Linked DNA regions of Homo sapiens: region 2 is linked to region 1. A link is a contact called in ENCODE Hi-C or POLR2A ChIA-PET data. All regions are on one chromosome and are shown on one strand. Each heading gives the region's core, a stretch centred on a gene start or an enhancer-like site at or near the end of the contact. The rest is flanking DNA. Distances are from core to core; before and after follow the strand shown. Region 1 overlaps GATAD2A (GATA zinc finger domain containing 2A). Region 2 overlaps PBX4 (PBX homeobox 4).

Evidence for each region. A loop is a pair of places that touch in the nucleus more often than their neighbours do. ChIA-PET counts read pairs that join two places held with the same protein, here RNA polymerase II (POLR2A). Pooled maps may share reads with other maps.
Region 2: a pooled map shows a loop between it and region 1 (3-fold over the local background). The contact joins two enhancer-like sites. A Hi-C loop is called at or near these places in 7 of 50 pooled maps. POLR2A ChIA-PET finds 5 or more read pairs at or near these places in 3 of 52 experiments (activated B cell, activated CD8-positive, alpha-beta memory T cell and activated T-cell).

Annotation. Positions count from the first base shown.
Region 1 is chr19:19,484,511-19,492,421 of GRCh38, reverse strand. It overlaps GATAD2A (GATA zinc finger domain containing 2A), which reads right to left. Exons shown (of 12, transcript NM_001384528.1): 3 at 1-116. Among named protein-coding and RNA genes, the nearest start is that of TSSK6, 27 kb to the left of the region's middle. RefSeq lists enhancers at 1,728-2,022, 1,872-2,121, 2,880-3,159, 2,679-3,462, 2,397-3,596 and 3 more. Within about 2 kb of position 2,626, at least 40 of the 41 ENCODE cell types and tissues checked have a DNase peak (open chromatin) inside an H3K27ac peak, as active enhancers do.
Region 2 is chr19:19,587,737-19,595,647 of GRCh38, reverse strand. All of the region lies in intron 2 of PBX4 (PBX homeobox 4), which reads left to right. It also overlaps the pseudogene PHF5AP1. Among named protein-coding and RNA genes, the nearest start is that of PBX4, 27 kb to the left of the region's middle. RefSeq lists enhancers at 2,408-3,032, 4,146-4,195, 4,356-4,515. Within about 2 kb of position 4,392, at least 16 of the 41 ENCODE cell types and tissues checked have a DNase peak (open chromatin) inside an H3K27ac peak, as active enhancers do.

The sequences.
Region 1 (7,911 bases), core at 1,377-3,876:
TAGTCTCCTTCAAGGCCACCGTGGTCAGCCCATTCACTCTCGGGCTCGAGGGCTGCTCGTTGTCGGAGAGCACAATCACGTCAGGTGAGGGGGGTCTCCTCTCGGACTTCATGTCACTGTGGGGTGGAGACAGTAGTGACCAGAGCGCCCTTGACAGCTGGACCCAGTGCCCACCCCTGTGGACACATGGCAGGGAGCTGAGACCTCCCCGTCTGTTCCCTGTCTGCCCTGCATCCTCCACATCCCCTGCCCTGCCCCATGGCTCCCAGGCTGCCTCCTTCTTCTTACCCACACGTCATAGGGCACCCAATCCCAGTGCCCAGGTGGGCACCCTGATGGTAGGGACTTCATGCCTGCCGCCATGTCGCCAGGGCTGAGGGTGCGTATGCCCCTGAGCATGACATGGTGACTTTGGAAAACATGGCTGCTCCCTCTACCGTGTGCCTCGGATCAGGTAAACACTCGGCTCGGGATCCTGGGGCCCTGCTCAGTGTTAGCCATTGTGGGGGCTTGAGCATGCTGGGTCTGATGGCATGTGTGTGCCTCGCCACCAGCCCGCAGCCCCTGGCCATGGTGGAAACCCCTTGAAGGGGAGCCCAGCTCCCTGCGTGAACCAGATTTTCTTCTCTCCACTCAGGCAGGCCAAAGCCCTCACACCTGGCAGCCAACCTGTCCCCAGAAGACCGAGGGGTGTATCCACAGGCTGCCAGCTTGCTCACAAGGTGGCACCAGGTGCTAGATGGCCCTTCTTGGGCCCCACATGGCGGCAGTGGCTGTCTGTTTTGAAACTGACTAGGACACAAGTTCTCTCAAAGACCAGAGACTCTTCACCTGCCTGATCTACTCATGGACTGGTTTCTGGCTGGCTGCCTCCAGCCCCACGTGGATGCCAAGGTCATTCTGCCTGTTACCCTGCTGCCCACTCCGTAAGTCCCAGCTCAAAACTGCAACATGAGACAGTTCTCATGATTCCAGCCCCCACACCTTTTTCTTTCTAATGAATTTGCCACGGTCTGGGGAGCTCACTTCCACCTGTGAACTTGACCTAAGGCCTGTTCCTCCCCTTTTCACCGTCGGCCCACGGCATCTCACTACCAGTTGGGAAGCACCAGGGGACAATCGGGGAAGTACTTGCAGGCTTTCCTCTTTTGTTATTTTGTCAAAGTATGGTCACAAACGTCTAAGAGTGTGGCTGATGAGCTGCTGTTATTCATCAGAACTGGGAAACAGTGAATATCCATTCTGTGCTAACTGCAGGCCAGGCTCCGAGACAAGTGCTCAAGGCACCCCAAGTCATTTGACCCAGGCAGGAACACACTAGTCTGATTTTCCCTTTCCTGTGAACGATCCTCTAGGATGTATGTGTACAGCTGACACTACTGAAGGCGCAAGGCTGAACACCTGCTGTGGTGTCGCTGACCCAACGCAAGTCCCAAAGATGGCACTTTGTCCCCAACCAAGCAGCTCCATTTGCTGACGGCACAAGGCAAACTGTCCCTGATGATCTGGGTTCATTGTATTCTCTTTCTTCTTTTTTGAGATGGAGTCTTGCTCTGTCGCCCAGGCTGGAGTGCCGTAGTGCAATCTCGGCTCACTGCAACCTCCACCTCCCCGGTTCAGGTGATTCTCCTGCCTCAGCCTCCTGAGTAGCTGGATTACAGGCATGCACCATCATGCCGGGCTAATTTTTTTTTTGTATTTTTGTACAGACAGGGTTTCACCATGCTGGCCAGGGTGGTCTTGAACTCCTGACCTCAGATGATCCGCCCGCCTCGGCCTCATTGTACATTCATCGAAGTGAATCAAGTCCATTTTTTTTGTCAGCAGGAAAACCAGCCAAGGACAGACACGTCCTCTAGGTGGCACTGTGACCCAGAGAACAAACTCGGACAAAGTTAACTGGTTGCCGCAGCTCAAAGTTGTCCTGGCTCTTGCTGTGCCAGGGTCTAGTTGATAATTAGACCCCGGCAGGGTTGAGGAGAGTCGCTAGGATGAAGAACCTGACTCTGCTCTAGCAGCCCTCGGGACCTCTGAGGTCCCCTCCACACCCATGAGCTGCGTCCTCAGGGAAGGGTAGACACAGAGCACCAGAGGTTAAGGCTTCACCAATGCTACCCTGGACTCGCCAGATGCTGGACTCAGGAACCGCTTTACTTGCTCTCCTCTGGTCCCTCCTAATTCCACCCACCACAGCTACGTGGTGGCTGTACCTGAACGCTGGTCCTAGCCCTGATGAAGCAGCTTCTCACCAGAGACCTGGGCGTGGACAGAAAGGTACGATTTCGAAGTATACAATCCCCCAGGCAAGGGGTTATCAGCCCACATTCTGAAGCCCAGAACCGGGTAGTTTGTTTCTAAAGTAACCCAGGACACCTCACTCAGGTCTTAGCAAACCGCCAGCATGTCTCTCCTTGCTGCCGGCCCCATGCCGCCCAAGATCGACTTTCAAGGTGACCTCAGGGCTCTAATTCCAGGTTCCCTGGACGTGTACACACACTGAGCACCTCAGAGGCAGGCAGTCCCAAGGCTTCAGCACAGAGGTGCAGCAGCTGGCCTCCACCCAGGTGGCCTCCAAAGTGAACAGGGGAGCAGGGGGCCAAGGCAGCATCTTGTATAGAGTTACAGACACAATTCCTGGGCTAGCATGAGCTGAAATGAAATGACAGCCAAGCTCTAAGGGACTTAACCCTTCTTATCATCTTATTGAGGGCGTGTGCTTCTTCCAGAGGTGAGATGTCTAATAAAATTCAAACCTGCCTGAAGGAAGAGGGTAGGCGAGGGGTCCAGACCACCTAGCAGCTGAAGCTGCCTGAGAGGGCTGCTCTGCCCACAGCGCTCCCTGGCCCCATCTTGGCCTGCGACTAATCAATAACTCATCCAAGAGATGATGTCACCACCCATCAATGATCACTCAGCATCCCAGCAGCCAGCAGGGAGTGAACTTCCTGTATGCTAATCAGGCCACCAAAAAGTCATGTGACAAAGGCATTTCCCTCCTTGGTCACATGACCCTTTAACTGTGCCTTCCAACGTGAAAACCATGGCAACGGCCAGTTCCAACCGGTTTGTGACACGCAGCCTTCATTTTGAGAAGGGAGGTAAAGGTTCAGGTACTGTCAGAAAATGGAGGCGCCAGGCTCACCCCAGGGCTGTGGAGCTGCAGGCACTTCCTGTGTGGCGCCAGCCCACAGGGGACTGTTGCTGCACCACAGGCTCCAGTCACCTCTACATACACCGCACACAGCAGGGTCACTGGCCCCTCTAAGTTTCTAAAATGAAAAACTTTGTTAAGCTCACTTTTTAAAGGAGAGAGGCTTTAAGAGTCTCAGTACTTTCTAAAAGAGATCTTTAATTCAGGAAAAAGAGCATGTGGCTCAAAATGATTGCAGGCATTATTTCAGGGAAATATTTAATTATAAAAACTGTCTAAAGTAAACAAAACCAGTGGAAATCTAGCCCAACATGCTGAGAGGGATGGCATCGTGGCCCAGGGACAGCGTCTGCCATTCACTCCACAGCAGCCGTCCCGGGCACCAAGTTTATTTGGAAGTGATGTGATAGTTCAGGACAAATCCCATAAGCCCGTCCTGCCCATCTTGAGAAGCCTTAATGTAAAACGTAGTGATCAAGAGATTTTATGTGACCTACAAAAATCCCTGGAAGCAGGCCAGGCTGTTATCAGCGTAAATGGTCTCACCCGCTCGCTGACACGCACCACCCCCACTCCCTGACCCGCTGGCACTGGCCCTGACCTCACAAGCACAGAAATTCTGTTACCTGCCAGGAACTTCCATAGAATTTCCTGGAGGAGAGGCCGGGATTATAAACTTAAATTGAGACACGATCCCACTTCCACAGCAAAAGGTTATGGCTTTCAGCTGCTCAGCAACCAGCGGCCAGTACGTGGTTAATATTTAGTGTCCCCTCAGCCAGTGCCGGGAAGGAGCTGTCCTTGGAGGCTGGGACCTTTGTGGTTCTCTGAACAGGCCTGCCTGGTATGCAGGAAAGACATACCCCTCTCCCTCATTCATTCATTCATTCATTCCTTACATCTGCTGAGAGCTCATTTAAAAAGCAGGTGCTATAGCAGGCAGTGGGGAGGAACCCCTGGATAAAAGGAATTTCTGTCCTTAGGGTTCAGTCTACCAGGATGGACAGACACAACAGGGGAGCGGCAGGTGGGGGCAAGGCTGTAGGTGGGCTTGGGGCTGGCCCCGTGAATGTCTGACCACCGCTGTCACCGCCATAGCAGCAGGGCAGCTTCTCCGGAACTTGTATAAATGAAGCGTGTCCTCCTTGCCCCAGACCTGCTTGATCAAAGTCTGTATTTCAGCAAGATCCCCCAAGTCTTGCACACACTAGGGAAGTTAGGGATGACCATGACCTGTAGCTCGTGAGGCCTCGGTACAAGAAATCCTCCTCCAGGCTGGCTTGGGGAGACAGGCAGGGCCCAGCAATGCCTTCTCCAGCCACAGAACCATTTCCCACTAGAACCTTTCCTCCTCACCTCTTTCAGGCCTAGCAGGGTGGGCTGCTGGCTGTGTGCAAGGGTGGGATGAGGGCTCTGCTAGAGCCAACACCAGCCCTGCCAGCTCACTTGTCCCTTGTGCAAACACTCATCTTGGGCTCACCAGGCCCTACCTGACATGAACCAAGCTGTTAACATCCCCCGCCCTCCTGGGGCCTGGCCCACAGACATGGCCCAGCATGGCCATGTTCTGCCTGCAGAACATCCCTCTTCAACATGCCTCAGGAAGCCTGCCCGGCCCTGTCCCCTTGCCTCGGGGTGAAGGTCATGGCAGAACTCGGGGTTCCACTCGGGGGAGTGCAGGTCTGAGCAGAAACCCCCCAGAGCTTCCCAAGAAGGGCTGGCTGGTGGGTCTGTGTTCCTTAGCCACCCCCAGCCCAGTGACTGGCCCACCCACCCTCGGCCCAGCAAGCCCATCTAAGTGCCTTTGGCTCCCTGCACGGCACCCCACCCCACCCCCCTATGAAGATGAGCCCTCCCTCCCCCTGCCTTGCAGGGTGACATGTCAGCACCTGTCTGACAAGCAGGTTCCTGCACCCTGAGCTGGGGGCCATCACGACCTCCTTCAGGTGGGTGTGGCACCGGCACAGCACCCAGGGACCTATGGCCCCACTCTGTGGCACAGCCTCAGCTCCCAACAAGGGACAAGGTGTTCCCAGGACCAGATGAACAAAGGGCAAGGGGGTATCCAGCCCTGGGGTGATACCACAGCCCCAGAGAAGGGGGCAAGCCCCCATGTCCTCAGAGCCAGGAATCTCCTCCTAAGTCTATGATGGCTGGGGATGGGGGAGAGGCTGGCTGAGCCTGTCATGTGAGGGTGCTGAGCCCTGAGCCCGCATGCTCCTGTGGAGTAGCTCCTTTAGCAAGCTGAGGCCTGGAGCTCACTGGCCACCCTTGCCCAGCCTTGGACTTCAAACGACTGCCGGCAAGTCAGGCTGTGGAGAGAGCCCTCACCCAGTGAGCTAGAAGACACCTGGGTCTCACTTGATTCTGCCTCTTGCAAGTGACACTTCCCTCTCCATGGCTCCTGCATGGCAGGGCAGAGGAATCCCTGTCCCGCAGCCTCTCAGGGCTGCCTGGTGAGGTGAGACTTCAGTGCTGAGGAGGCTCGGGCACCTTAGACAGCCGGCTGGCTGCAGGGGGATCAGGCAGCCCTGCTGATCTGAAAGTGCTCAGCTCAGGCCTCGGGAACAGTGACCTTCCTGAGAGCACTCATAGCCACCCTGCATGCCCCTAGAATGGAGAGAGAGGTTTGCCCCGACAGCCTGCGTCCCCTGCACCAGGTCCCATTCCCACCTCGGAGAAGGAAATGGAGTTGTTTGCCGGGAGCTGCCCCAAGGCTGTCATTTGGTGGGGCGGGAGCATCCTGCTGTCAGATCACATGCTGCCTCTTCAGAGCCAGCCGCCCACATCCAGCAGCCCCCAAAACCCAGATGGCAGCAGCACCACGGCCTCCAGAGGCAAGATGGATGCTCTGACAGGATGCAACCTTGAAGGGGATAGGAGCATGCAGGAGTGATTTTCTTTTGGATTGTCGGGCCTTAGAAGACAGTACTTCCTGGGGTCCCCAACACTGGGAAGATAAGGGCAGCAAACAGGCCGCCCGTGCCTTCGCCTTGCAGCTCCCAGATGGAAGCAATGGCAAACCTGAAACATCTGCCTGACCTGACAGCTTTCTGAGGAAAGAGTGGGAGCCCATTACAGAGCAGACAATCTCAGTAAACAGGTCCTGAAATGTGACACCTGAACATTCACAAACCCCCCAAGGGCAGACTGGGTCTGCTGGGGGCCTGGCAAGGCTGGGGAGCGCCCACTTCCTCCTCTTGCCTTGATGGAGGTTCCAGGGTTGGGGCTGTGAGTTCAGGAGGAACCAGCGCCACGGACTGATGGACCCCCTTGCACGGTGGGCAGCTGCTTCCCTCGTGCACATAGATGTTGTGCTGCTGGAGGAAAGGGAAACTCACTCACAAGGATTTCTGAATTGTGTGTCATCGTGCGTCTTTGTAAAGCAACAGACCCTGGAAGCCAAATTCCTATTTTTTGAGTCCAAGCGCTTTTGTGGATATGAAGAAGGAGCCCTAATACTCATGGCTGACAAACCCTGTACACCAGACCAAACTCTGCAAGGCCCCCGGCCCATCTCTGCAGTCCTGAGGAGGCCGGAGGCTCTGGCTGCATCTACTCATAGCCCCCGTAGTACTTGACCTGGGCTGGTTTTATGGCTCAATTCCCAAACTACAGAATGCAGAGGAAGTGACGTGGCAGCCTTTTCAGGTGAGGTCACAGAAGCCTTGCAGCTTCTGCCTGAGCCCTCGGAATGCTTGCTCTAGGAGAGCTGAGGTCTGACTGCCCCAAACCACCACGGGATCAGAGGCCCACACTAGCCCCCGCTATAGTGGGGGAGATGGAGACAGGCACAGAGACTGGTCCAGCCAGTCCCAGCTGTTTTGGCCATCACATGTGAGTGATGAAACCACTGGGGACACCCAGCCCAGCTGACATGCAACTGCAAAGACCAGAGGGCCCCAGCAACAGTGCCCAGCTGGGCGGGACCAGCCAACCAGCAGAACTGACAGACTGAAAAACGTCAATACCTCGCTGCTTTAAACCACTAAGCTAATGGAGCCAATGGCCCAGGCTGGCCCCTGGGGAGCTAACCCATATCACTGTAACTCCACTTCCTCCCTCAGATGCTACCCTGGGACAAAGCAGGGAAAGAGAAGGGGGAAAGAAAGGGTTTACCCAAGTAACTACCCACTGAGCCTTAAAGCACCCCCTGACAGAGGGACCAACAGCAGCCTGCACAGAGGCCCCCCAGACAGGTGCAGACTCAAGATGAGAACAGCTCTAGGAAGGTCATGTGGGAGACCAGAGCTGCCCAACAATGAAAGGGGCTGAAGAGGGTCCCATGGAAAAGGAGGAGGCAGTCTGCAGGCTGGGAGGCACCCCAGCTTCAGGCAGCACCTGGAGTGAAGTGAGTCAAGCCAGAAAGCAATTCCTCATGCTTCATCCAGTCTCTCTACCTGCCTTCAAGAAACACTCCTAGAAAAATCCTATGACAGGCTGGGCGCGGTGGCTCACGCCTGTAATCCCAGCACTTTGGGAGGCCGAGGTGGGCGGATCACGAGGTCACGAGATAGAGACCATCCTGGCTAACACAGTGAAACCTCGTCTCTACTAAAAATACAAAAAATTAGCCAGGCGAGGTGGCGGGCGCCTGTAGTCCCAGCTACTCGGGAGGCTGAGGCAGGAGAATGGCATGAACCCCGGGGGGCAGAGCCTGCAGGGAGCCGAGATCGTGCCACTGCGCACTCCAGCCTGGGCGACAGCCAGACTCCGTCTCAAAAAAAAAAAAAAAAAAGAAAAAAAAAAAAAGAAAAAGA
Region 2 (7,911 bases), core at 3,143-5,642, 100 kb before region 1:
TGTGATGCCCCTGGCTTCCTGCCCACCTCATATGCCTCTCATGGGTATGTAAATATCTGATGACCTGTCTTATCTGTTCCTTATTTAAATTGTGGGGAGCAGATGCCATGGAAATGGAAACACAAAGGTTAGGCTTTCCTGGGGAACCAGACACACAAGTTTCTTGTTAGCGGTGAACTGGTTTTAAGCAAATTTGCCCTCAACTCCCTGGCAGCACTCCCTGATGGTGCTTCAGCATTCGTGTGGTAAGCTGGACAAGCGGGGGCCCTGTACCCGAATGAGCCCCAAGTACTGCAGGCTGAGGGAAGCCGCTCAGAAGGACACAGCCAATGTGTATCCACCCCCTGGAGACACTGGCTGTGGTCACGTGTTTCTTAGTATTGTGGAATTGTGTAATGTTGGTCCCTTTCACTTTTCACCTAATAAAAATAAGCCAGTGTCAGGACCACTTGCTGAGGCATGTGTACCAATAGGCACAGGCAGCCCAAGTTGTCCCTTGCTCACCCCTGACCCTGACCCCAGGAAGCAGCCTTTGGGGGCTCCCCACTGCCCACAGCGGATGTTTAGCAATGCAACATCTGGAATTTAGTAATAATAAAAAACTATTTTAAAAAGTACTTTTTAAAGGCTGGGTGCGGTGGCTCACGCCTGTAATCCCAGCACTTTGGGAGGCCGAGGCAGTTGGACCACCTGAGATCAGGAGTTCGAGACCAGCCTGACCAACATGATGAAACCCCGTCTCTACTAAAAATACAAAAATTAGCTGGGCGTGGTGGCATGCGCCTGTAATCCCAGTTACTCAGGAGGCTGAGGCAGGAGTATCACTTGAACCCAGGAGGCAGAGGTTGCAGTGAGATGACATTGCGCCACTGCACTCCAGCCTGGGTGACAGAGTGAGACCCTGTCTAAAAAAAAAAAGTACTTTAATCAACTGTAGTCTCAGGAAGCTGTCATTCTTGACCTTCCTACCAGTGAGCTGCTGGGGCTGAACGAGAAACCAATTTTTGAGAGTGTGGGTGTTCAGCCTGGGCACGCCTCTTCATAATTCCATCTGCCCCTGTGTGGATGTTACTGCATGAGTCTGTTAGTCTCAAATTCAGCAGTTTCAGGAGGGAAAACAAGAGTTGATACCAACTGTTGCCAGTGCAGCTGAGATGTCTGTCCATTTCAACCGCTGGTGTCGCCCCACCTCCCTACCCCCATCTGCCTAGGCTTTGAGGGCCATGCTCAGGACTCTTTTTTTTTTTTTTTTAGACAGAGTTTCACTCTTGTTGCCTAGGCTGGAGTGCAATGGCGCAATCTCGGCTCACTGCCTCCCAGGTTCAAGCAATTTTCCTGCCTCAGCCTCCCGAGTAGTTGGGATTACAGGCATCTGCCACCACACCCGGCTAATTTTTTGTATTTAGTAGAGACAGGGTTTCACCCTGTTGGTCAGGCTGGTCTTGAACTCTTGACCTCAGGTGATCCGCCCGCCTCGGCCTCCCAAAGTGCTGGGATTACAGCCATGTGCCACCATGCCCGGCGACATTTTTAATTTTTTATTTTTTATTTTTTTTTTTTTTTAATTAAGACACAGAGTCTCACTGTGTTGCCCAGATTGGCTTCAAACTCCTGGGCTCAAGTGATCCTCACACCTCAGCTTCCGCACACACCACCATGTCTAGGGGTCGCTGAGGACTATTTTTGGGGGGATGAGGTCTTAGTATGTTGCCCAGGTTGGCCTTGAACTCCTGAGCTCAAGTGATCCTCCTGCCTCAGCCTCCCAAGGTGTGGGGTTACAGGCAGGCGCCACTGTGCCTGGCCACTCAGGACTTTTGATTCCTCCAAGCTGAGTCCCAAGGCCGCTGCAGGGCTCAGAGCACCGGCCACCTGGGCATTTCCTTGGAAGCTAATGCTTTCTTCCCACTGACTGGCTCAAACATCTGGGTACAGGGTATGTTTTGGGGTACAGTAGGACAGGGATGAGACAGCAACTGCTCCTCCCTGAAATGCACAAGCCTGGAGCTGAGGGATGCCTGTTCCTGAGTGTCACCTGGAGTGTCCAGGTATCTTTTTATATCAGGAAGTGCAGTCAGTGAGTGCTGTGGGTCCCACCTGTGGGCCACCTGCCTTGATGTCAGGAACACCTCAGCCTTCTAGTCTCGGAGACAAACCAGCCAGTGGCAGGAAAGTAAACAGGATTTCGATTCTGCTCCATCTGTCCTCATCCCGTGACTAGGAATGGCCAAGTCTCAGCCCAGAGGAAACTGTTCATGGTCCTGATCCTGCACCCTGTGGTACCCACGGGCCGCCTCTTGAAGGGCAATCCCATGAGCCGGGGTCCTGGCGTGCTTCTCGATTTAACCCACAGTTCTCACATTTCCCTCTGGCTGAAGTCTGCAGCAGGCCTTATGGTAAAGACCAAACTTCCACAGAGCATTTAAAGCCTGGTGGGGCAGGACATGGTGGCTCACACTTATAATCCCAGTACTTTGGAATCGCTTGAGCCCAAGAGTATGAGACCAACCTGGGCAACACAGTAAGACCCTGTCTCTACAACAACAACAACGGCAAAGATTAAGTCTGGTGGGTATTGATGGAGCCTGGGCAGGCAGCTCGGGGCTTCCTCGAGTTGTTCCCCAGAGCCCTGCACAGCCTCGGGCAGACCCTTTTCTCCCGTTTTACAGATGGGCAGTGGGAAGCTCTAAGAGACAGGGGCCTCCCCAGGGCACACCAGTCACCCACAGCCAGGCTGCATGCCGCCCCACCCCGTACACTGTCCTCACTCATGAAAGGGACCCAGGGCCTGTCCCTCATGGCCGGCACTCATGGGCCCCACACACCCACCTGTGTCATCTGAACAATGACCATTCCTGGCCAGCGCAGGGTCTAGGATGCGCTATGTTCTCAGGGTCTGTCCCGGTGCCTTTCTGTTTTTGTTGATTGAAAAACTGTTTCTGGTGACTGATACATACTAACTGAAATCCCTTTCATCCAGTTCCCCTTATGAGGTTCAGAAGATTCAGTGTCTGGGGGCCTGACTTAGAACACAGGGCTTATCACTCACAGCAGCCTGAAAAGAACGTGGTCCTCCATGTAAACCTGGCATCACCGGATGCACTGCCAGCAGTCCCTGGTGAACCCCAGGAATGGCCTGTCGGAGGTATGCAGGCAGGTCCCTCAAAGCTTGTCTCCTGGGGTCAGCTTCACCACACCACAGTGTCTGGGTGTTCCTGCCCTGCGGTGGTCTCTGAAGGCCAAGGACACCCTCAGCGTATGCATTTCCTCCCAAACCCTCCTTCCCAGAAACAGCTGTCCTCCTCGGTGTCTAGAGGAGCTGTTCTGAGAACAAAATAAACCCTGATTAGTTGCAGAGCTTTGAATTTAGCTGGGAGAACCAGATACGGGCCACAGTCCCTTTGCTGAGACCCTGGGACTAGGTATGTTGCAGAATTCGAAAGCGTTGGATTTAAGATGTGTCACGTTGGCCAGGTACAGTGGCTCACGCCTATAATCCCAGCACTTTGGGAGGCTGAGGCAGACGGATCACCTGAGGTCAGGAGTTCGAGACCAGCCTGGCCAATATGGTGAACCACCCCCCCACCTCCCTCACCCACCCATCTCTACTAAAAATACAAAAACTAGCTGGGCATGGTGGCGGGTGCCTATAATCCTAGCTACACGGGAGGCTGAGGCAGAAGAATCACTTGAACCTGGGATGTGAGGTTTGCAGTGAGCTGAGATCACACCACTGCACCCCAGCTTGGGCGACAAAGTGAGACTCTGCCTCTAAAAAAATATAAAAATAAAAAATAAGGTTTGTCACATTGATGTTCCCAGTGAGGACTGAGGCGTGGCCTGAATTCACACAGTGGTGTTTGGCACCAGAGCAGGGACAGCCTGGCACGTTGGAATGTGTCAGGCTTTACCTCCACATGAGCATGAGTGACAGCTTGTGTGAAAAGCTTCGGATCTCAGATCTCGAGTGGGTAGGCAGCTCCGAGGCGGTGTGCTGAGCCCCAGAGGCCCCTTGCAGACCCACTCGGCCATCCCATCCTGGGCCGTTCTTGAGAAGGGGCCTGCTTTGCCTTCTCCACCCTGTGACTGTGTCTCTGGGGAACAAGAAGTTTCTCAGCCAGGGCTGTTGTGCTGCAGGAACCCTTGCTGTGCTGTAGGAACGCACAGAGCCCCATTCAGAGGAGTAAATGTAAATAATGCATAACATCAGGGAATGCCTTTTTGTCTTCCTGACTAATGATTGGCCTTGCTAGTAGTTGGCAGGCATAAGCCATTCTCATTCTTTCCCTTCCTCGTCAGCTGGTCGGATCTGTTGCAATTACAGAATCGGGTTCTGTAAATTCAGCCAGGAAGCTGGGGTGTCATGGTGCTCATGGGGCTTTCCTGGGTCCTAGCAGTCACCCTGAGGCCTATGAGTCACCTCTCTGGAACTGAGATCCTTTTTCTAATTAGCTGTACCCTGGGGCTGAGTCCCATGTACATTTCTTTAGGGTTCTTGTGGGAGTAGACCCCGGCAGCTGGGGGACTTATTCTCCAGGTTGATTGGAGTATCCTTTCCTCCCCTCAGTCTCAGGGTAACTCACAAATTGAGCCCCTGAGTCTCATCAGCTGGGTGGCTCCAGATACTCAACGCAGGGCTGTTTACATTTGAATTAATTAAAACCAAATGCAATTAACCAGTGCATTCCTCAGCCACACCAGCCACATTTCAAGTCTCAGCAGCCACACAGGGCTGGTGCCTCCTATAATAGAAAGGTCTAGAACATCCTATCATTGCCAAAGTGTCTGTTGGACAGAGAAGTGGATCATTGTATATAAATATACAGATTAAGGAATCTGAAAACAACCTGATGTCCATGATAACTAGAAAAACAAAATGTGTGTCCAGGCGCCATGGCTCACACCTGTAATTCCAGCACTTTGGGAGGCCAAGGTGGGGGGATCATTTGAGGTCAGGGGTTCGAGACCAGCCTGGCCAACATGGTGAAACCCCGTCTCTACTAAAAATATAAAAATTAGCTGGGCGTGGTGGCATATGCCTGTAATCCCAGCTAATCGGGAGGCTGAGGCGCGAGAATCACTTGCACCTGGGAGGCGGAGGTTGCAGTGAGCGGAGATCACGCCACTGTACTCCAGCCTAGGTGACAGAGCAAGACTCTCTCTCAAAAAAAAAAAAAAAAGAAAGAAAACAAAACAAAACGTGGTCCATCCATGCAATGGAGTATTATTCAGCCATAAAGAGGAATGAAGTATTGGCACAGGCTGCAACATGGGTGCACCTTGAAAACATGATGCTGGGTAGGAGAAGCCAGATGTGAAGTGTCACATCACATGCTGTGTGATTCCATCAATATGAAGAGTCCAGATCAGGCAAATCCATAGAGACAGGAAGACTCGTGGTTGTCCCGGGGCTAGGGAGGGGGCGTAAAGAGTGACTGCTCATAGAGACGGGGTATCTTTAGGGAGGATGAGAATGTTAGCTAGTGGTGGTGGTCGCACAACCTTGGAAATAAACTAAAAACCACTGAAGTATTCACTTTAAGCAGATGAATTATATGGCATGTGAATTATATCTCAATAAAGCTTACCTCAAGGATTGAGGGTCTTTGGTAGGGGCCGTATCTAAAACAGTGTGCCTGTAGCTTAAGGCCTTAGTGCACATACACATTCTTATGAATTAGCACTTCTTTGCTGCCTCTTAGGGCTTAACCACTGACGGAAACTGTCTTGTGTGCTTGCACTTTTCTGGTTTGTCTTCTGACCTCTGACTCCTTTCCTGGAAGACCAGCATCAAGAAAGCACAAGGCAGATCTGTGGTTCATCTCTGCCCTGTTGTGGGATTGGCACACCGTAGATACTAGGGAGCTTCTTTTTTTCTTTTGAGATGGAGTCTCGCTCTGTCACCCAGGCTGGAGTGCAATCGTGCGATCTCGGCTCACTGCAACCTCCACTTCCCGGGTTCAAGCGGGTCTCCTGCCTCAGCCTCCCAAGTAGCTGGGATTACAGGTGCCCGCCACCATGCCCAACTAATTTTTGTATTTTTAGTAGAGATGGGATTTCACCGCGTTGGCCAGGCTGGTTTCGAACTCCTGACCTCAGGTAATCCACCCGCCTCGGCCTCCCAAAGTGCTGGGATTTACAGGCATGAGCCACCGTGCCTGACCAGAACTTTTTTTTCTTTCTTTTTCTTTGTCTTTAGTTATTTATTTATTTATTTTAGACAGAGTCTCGCTCAGTTGCCCAGGCTGGAGTGCAGTGGTGCAATCTCGGCTCGCTGCAAGCTCCACCTCCTGGGTTCGGGTTCATGCCATTCTCCTGCCTCCGCCTCCTGAGTAGTTGGGACTACAGGCGCCCACCACCACACTCCTCTAATTTTTTGTATTTTTAGTAGAGATGGGGTTTCATCGTGTTAGCCAGGATGGTCTCGATCTCCTGACCTCGTGATCCGCCGGCCTCGACCTCTCAACGTGCTGGGACTATAGGTGTGAGCCACCGCACCCAGCCTCTTTTTACGTTCTTTTTTTGAGTCAAGATCTCGCTCTGTCATGCGGGTTGGAGGCACTGGTGTGATCATAGCTCACTGCTCCCTTGAATTCCCGGGCTCAAGTGATCCTCCTGCCTCAGCCTCTGGAGTAGCTGGGACTACAAGTGGGCACCACCATGCCTGGATATTTTTTTGTGGAGATGGGATCTTGCTGTGTTGCCCAGGCTGGTCTTAAACTCTTGTCCTCAAGCAATCCTCCCTTCTCAGCCTCTAAAAGTGCTGGGATTACAGGGATGAGCCAACCTGTCCAGCCCTGGTGAACTTATTGATAGATCAGTTCCTTGGGAAATTCTTTTTAGAGTAGTCAGGGCATTGGATGACCTAAAACTCTTTGATTCGCAGGCTGGGAATTGGTTGGTCATGGTTAGTGTGCATGTTGCTAGGCTGGTTACCTCCCTGTGTGAGACTCAGCCAAAGAGGCACCACACCTCATGGTGACTGTAGCCCAGCTCCTGAAGCTTCTAGACCTTTCCCCCATGGCTCTCATTTGTTGTTGTTTGAAATTAGAGCATTTCTTCAGATGAAAAAATTGGGCCACACGGTGGCTCACACCTGTAATGCCAGCACTTTCGGAGGGTGAGGCGGGTAGATCACGAGGTCAGGAGTTCGAGACCAGCCTGGCCAACATGGTGAAACCCTGTCTCTACTAAAAATACAAAAATTGTGTGGTGGCCAGCTTAGTTGGGAACTATGGCTAAACATCATCCTGATTTGATCTTTTGCCGCAAGCAGGCTGGTGTTGCCATCAGATGACTGTGTGAAAAATGTGATGGCAAATGTGTTATCTGTGACTCCTATGTGCGTCCCTGCACTCTGGTGTGCATATGTGATGAATGTAACTATGGATCTTACCGGGGCTCTGTGTGATCTGTGGAGGCCCTGGGGTCTCTGATGCCTATTATTGTAAGGAGTGCACCATCCAGGAGAAGAATAGGGATGGCTGCCTGAAGATTGTCTATTTGGGGAGCTCTAAGACCTCTTCTATGAACGCAAAAAATACGGCTTCAAGAAGAGGTGATTGGTAAGTGGCCCCTTCCTCCCCACCGCCCCACATCAAGCTGCTGCAGCTTTCAGAAAAGATGCCTACTATTACCAGCAGAAAGGGAGCAGAGCCCAGAGCATCACCAGGAGTGCCTGCTGGTGTACTGGCAGCTTGCCACCCCCTCCTCTCCCTTCACCCAGGCATGTAGTAGGGATGTAAAAGGATTCTTCACAGAGCACTCTGGGACACTGTATCGGAGAAAAACTGATAGATTAATTAATGTTTTTTCTTGAATTCGAGAAGCAAAGATCTGTTCTCCATATTGATATGTGCTCCCTCAACCAAGATCTTCTAAAAAGAAATAATATTTTAGTCTTCTGCTTGAGTA